2 separate regions of the Mus musculus genome follow, and region 2 is linked to region 1. A link is a contact called in ENCODE Hi-C or POLR2A ChIA-PET data. All regions are on one chromosome and are shown on one strand. Each heading gives the region's core, a stretch centred on a gene start or an enhancer-like site at or near the end of the contact. The rest is flanking DNA. Distances are from core to core; before and after follow the strand shown.

What was found. Hi-C counts contacts between places; a loop is a spot of excess contacts on that map. ChIA-PET counts read pairs that join two places held with the same protein, here RNA polymerase II (POLR2A).
Region 2: a map of heart shows a loop between it and region 1 (7-fold over the local background). The contact joins the promoter of Afg3l1 here to the promoter of Def8 in region 1. A Hi-C loop is called at or near these places in 6 of 37 maps with a recorded cell type or tissue (heart and left cerebral cortex). POLR2A ChIA-PET finds 5 or more read pairs at or near these places in 4 of 5 experiments (Patski and embryonic stem cell).

The regions. Positions count from the first base shown.
Region 1 is chr8:123,441,602-123,444,365 of GRCm38, reverse strand. It overlaps Def8 (differentially expressed in FDCP 8), which reads right to left and starts at 1,410. Exons shown (of 12, transcript NM_054046.5): 1 at 1,315-1,410.
Region 2 is chr8:123,476,543-123,479,306 of GRCm38, reverse strand. Afg3l1 (AFG3-like AAA ATPase 1) reads right to left here and starts at 1,445. Exons shown (of 17, transcript NM_054070.3): 1 at 1,260-1,445. The coding sequence starts at 1,397.

The sequences.
Region 1 (2,764 bases), core at 161-2,660:
GAGTTGCTGCTGGGCAGTCACCGACGCCATGTGGTGACCAGCCCAGTCTAAAGGAACTGGGTGGAGCCCACAGGAGCCCCTTCCAGACGCCTTCTCTGGAAACCTCCCGATGGTTTAGAATATAGTCAGAGGGACAGGGAGACCTTGACCAGAGCTTGCCCTCCACTCTCCTCTGGGCTACCTTTCCCAGGAAAATGGCTCCCTTATGTATGTCCTGACTGGCACTGCCACCACCTGACCAGGAACAAAAGCAAGGAATGAATTAAGCAATGGAGCCATTTAACCCATCTTCCTGGTTTGTCTGGAACCAGTTTGGAGAACCATATTGCTCTTTCAGCTGAGTACGAATAGACAGCACCTCAGCCCAGCCCAGGCTGCAGGAAGCAACAGCCGGCTTTGAGTAGGACCCCATCTCCTATTTCCCCACCAGCCTTACAGAGATCTGCACCCAGAATCCGTGGTTGGCCTCAGGAAAGATACTCAAGAAAGGACAAAAAAAAAAAAAAAAAAAAAGAAAACTGTTCCATCCAGCCCCTGCAGAGGTCTCTCCTAAATCGAATAATAATTACAACTTGACAACTGAAACCCTCAGAGTAAGACCAAGGGTCTGTGGTACATCAGAGGCACTGGGTGAAAGTTCAAGACAGATTATGGTGAATAAGAGCCCGCCTCCGGTGTGTTACTTTAGCCACCAAAAAGTGCTAGTCCAAGGGCCACAGGAGTCCAAAGTACATCCTATTTGCTCACACCCTTAAAAAGGATGGACAGGCAATCCAGGCCAAGCAGGACCAGTGTTAATAATTCTCAACTACCCCAGAAGGCGCAACAAAGCGCACCTCACATTTCTACCCGCTATAACGTGAATTCATTCTGAGGATGCGACTGTCCCCACTGGGGCAGGTCTCTACGACCTTCCTCACCCATTTCATAGTTGTGAAACCGAAGGCTCAGAAAAGCTCAACATAGCAGAAGGCGAGTCCCTGCGGGTCCTTGGGCCGGGAGTCCCATACTCAGGCTCTGAAGCCACCCGGTGATTGGGGGTGGGGGTCGGCATCTGTGGACGCTAAGCTCTGCCCTACGTACTGCGGGGACCAATGAGGTCACCAAGGCCTTGCGCACAGCGGAGAGCCAGCAGGCGGCAGCCGGGAGCTGGACGTCTTGCTTGAGGCCTCTGCCAGTTCTGCACCATGAGTGCGTGGGTCAGAAGCCCGATCCCGGAGTCCGACCAGTGGCGATTGCATGCTGAGATCTGGACCCTCGCCTGCTTTCCCACCAGACCCCCCCGACACCTACAGAGACCGCTTTCTGGCTTACCTGGCTGCCGCTACATTGTACCGGACCGGCTGGCTACACTGTAGTTCGCCGCCGCTGATACACTGTACCGGCTCCTCCGCCCGCTGCTGCCGCCTCCGGCCAGGAGGTTCATGACACCGATTGCCCTGCTGGCTCGCTGGAGCACCTCCAAGTCTCCTGCTTCTGGTCCATAGAGTCCATTACCTTTGCCCTGAGTCTTTTCTCCTGAGTTCCCCCACCCCCACGCCTTAGTAATTGCATTCAAGGGAATGGTTCCACAGTGGTAACCCCTCAATGTCCCCACATCCCCAACACTGACATTCAGCTGTCCCCAGGACACCACCATCGAGACATTTAAGGTGCGTCTCAAGCTCCAAAGGTCCTATCTGAGAAAACAACAATAACACCACACACACACATCACACCACATACACACACACTACACACCACACACTCATACACACGACACACACACGACATACCACATACACACCACACACTCACTATACACACTACACACATACTATACACACCATACACATACACACACACCTCATACACACATGACACACTACATACACACTACACACACCACACACACTACACACACCACACATACACATCACACAACATAACACTACACACACCACACGCACATCAAACCACATACACACACAGAGACATACACACACCACACACCTAACACACCTCTGTCTGATAGTGAATAAATCATTCCCACCTGAGGCCAACCTTCAGTGCGTTCCTGATCACATTCCTTTGTCTGATCTAACTTCCACCGGACTCAGGACCAGCCCTTCTTCCCCACCCCACGGTGACACCACAGCCATGACAGCCTCAGCACCCTCAGACTCCCTCTGCACCTCAAGCCCAGCAGTTGGAGGATCCCAGGGAAGAAGTCTGCCTCAGACTTCACCTCCCAGCTCTCTCACCAGACTTCACCCTCCTTACCCCTAACAGGCCAGGTCCACACTTAGGCCTCTCTGGCTCAGCCTTTAGGATACAGTCTTTCCTAACCACAGCCAAATGTCTCTCCTAATACTTCCTCCTCATCTGTGAGCAGAGATATCGGAGAGGCACTCGTTACTGTCTGATGACTCTCCTCTGACATTTCTACTGACTCTTTGTTCCTCATCCCAAAGGCTAAGAGCTAAAGGCAAGTGTTTTGGATTATTACTTCTGTGCTAGAAGGCCTATACCAGTGCTTGTGATATGAGCCAATATCTGTACTAGCACTGGGCCCTCACCTTCACAGAGAGTCAAGGATGGAGCCACGTCTGCCTGTCTTCATTACTATGAGTCTTGACAGTTTCTCCGTTGATGCAACAGCACTTTTTCTTTTCTTTTCTTTTCTTTTTTTTTTTCTTTTCTTTCTTTTTTTTTTTTTTTTTGGTTTTTCGAGACAGGGTATCCCTGTGTAGCCCAGGCTGTCCTGGAACTCTGTAGACCAGGC
Region 2 (2,764 bases), core at 196-2,695, 35 kb before region 1:
AGATGGACTCTACCGTGGTCTGTTGCCCGCTCCCTATCTGCCGTGGGTAATGTTTGTTCCCTAAGAGCAGTGTCACACAACACCTTTCTTTGGTCTGTTACCAGTGCTCTGTCTAGGGTGAGTGGGCACTCTGATGTCTCGCCACGAAAAGCCACCCAACCAAGTCAAAGTCCATCCAATGTACTTCTTTCACAAAGACACTGGCCCACAGCAACTCAGAACTGTCTATAACAATCACTATATGACTGATCTTCAACGGGTCACCCACCGGAACAGGATGTGCGACATGACCTGAAATGACTGTGCAATGCACAGCACTAGAAACAAACCTGAGGGCATTTTCCCGACCCACTGTGCAGCTACCTCCTCCAAACCCAGAGATTCCCCCCTACAGAGAGGGAAGCTCTTAAGCCTCAAGAAGCCCCATAAACCTTATGCTCAGAAGCTTAAAAAAAAATCCACGGGCCCCCAGACCCAAAGTTCTACAGGCAGGAAAGAACTGCTGAGGGGAGGGAGCCTCTTCAGTGGTACTGACTGTAGGTTCGCCTTGCGTTGTGACCTGTATGTGAGCCTTTCATCGATGAAACTGCTTTTGAGTCACTCCTGTTAAGTAACCTTCCCCGGTGCGGCCATATTTAATTCCAATAAGCTCACTGGTTCACAAAGCTAGAGGAATGGAATCATTTTGACCTATCGTGAGTGCCCTAGCTGGGGTAAATGGACATTTGCTCATGGACCGTTACACCACACTACTGTCATATTAAGAGGGAACAAGACCAAAACTGAATTGAGGAAGAACGGCTGTATGGCCCCTGTGATGGTAACACGCATTTATTTGAAGATGGATAATCTGCATGGATATTCCCTTTCGCCGTGGTGAGCCTCCTTACTACTGGCAGATGTACCTGTGAGGGGTGATAAAATATCTAGTAAGGCTAAACTATCTAAAAAATGAAGCATCAGTGGCGGGAATTCCATGGTGGCCATCTTTCTCTGCTTAGTATGGAGACCTACGCCTCCTTAATGAATAAAGGCTACTACCTTTTAAGTGGGGCCCTGCAATAGCTAACTGGATAATGGCTAGATCGCACCCGCTCAAGTGTTCCGATCAGCCGTAGGTAGACACTAGTGGAGTCGGAGGCAGAAATCGGGAAGACGCTGCGCCCGGCCCAGCCGCAGGCCGATGACGTCACCGCGACGCCCAGCGCGGCCCCCGCCACGCCGCCCGGAACCCGTGGCCCCAGCGCTGCCCTGCTCACCTGCAGAGCAATGCCACAGGCCCTCACGCTGCTCCAGACCGTCCCGCCGCTCCCTGCGCATCCGCCACATCGCCACAGCTTGGAGAAAGGCCAGGCCAGGGCTCGACTGCCCGCCGCCCCCACCAGCCGCAGTAACATCCCCCGGCCCTGACCTCGCGCCGCCCCCTGGGCGCGCGCACGCGCAGCAGGCGGATCATAGTGCACCACGCCCTCGGGGGCGCGCGTGCGCAGCTGGCCGCCGCATCGGCTCGGACCTCTCTTTGGGTGTCTGGTTCGCGGCCGTGCTCCTTAGGATCCTGAACCCGAGTGTCGCTTCGCGCTGCCTGACAGCTGATGGCGGATGGTCCGCGGCCAACTTGACCTAGACACCAAGGGCCTTTAGACGTATTTTAAATTTTGCATTGTCAACGACATCAATGGCTTCGGTGGGTCCTCGGGGTAACGCGGCTCACGTAATTAAATTTTGAGGCTACTTCTCCCTGGTTGAGGGTACTAGTATTACCGGTTGGAGGTGCTCCCGGTATTTTACATCCAGACTAGATGTGGTTCGAGACCTATCGTGAACAAAGGAACTGTTATTTGGTGCACGACTTGTCTCATTGATCCACGTCATAGACCCTTGTTTAATTTTACTTAACAACATTTTTATTCCTGCGGATGCGCAGGGAGCGACGGGACGGTCTGGAGCAGCGTGAGGGCCTGTGGCATTGCTCTGCGGGAGAGCACTTGGTTGGTATATAGAGTCACCCCAGTTTTGATTTGCCTGCAGTTGTGCGGACTAGCAATTTGGACTTGGCATTAGGGAGGTGTGGGTGTTCAGGATGAACCAGTTTCTGGACAGTGGGGCTGTCCACGACACACGTGGCATCTGCGTGTACTCAGATTCTACCTTGACTACATTTCAAAGGTACAGATGCCCGGGAGAAGACCATTGTCACCCATAGTGTTAGCAGTCCTTCTATGCTCCGCCCAACGGTTACCTAGCAACAAGGCCTGGCTTGCTATAAAAGGGTCTGTTCCCTCCCAACCCGACCCCTACTCCCATACCCCCCTCCATGTCTTCGCTCTCTCTGCCCCTTCTCCCCTTCTCTCTCTCAGACTTTCTTCTCTCCCTGACCCCTTTCTCCCTCTCTCCCCAACTCCTCCCTCCTTCCTCCTCTCCACGGGTTCCTGGCCAGCCTCTCCTCTCCTCTTCTCTTTTCTCTCTTTGACTGCCTCTACTCCCTTCTCAACTCCCTTCCCATGCCCCCAAATAAACTGTTCTACATTATACCTGTCCTGTGGCTGATAACTCAGGGAAAGGGATGTGCCGAGGCATCCCTCCCGCCTCACCATACCGCGCTGGAGTGGGAGATGGTGATAAAAGAAAATGAGATTTTGTATCTTGTGATTCATGTAAAAGAGTTGTCTATGAGCCCGTGGCCTGGGGCTGAGAACAAAGCAGAACAGACAGGGCTGTTGTTAAGACATTCCTAAGAACAGCTTGATTGTACAAGCAGGGCTAT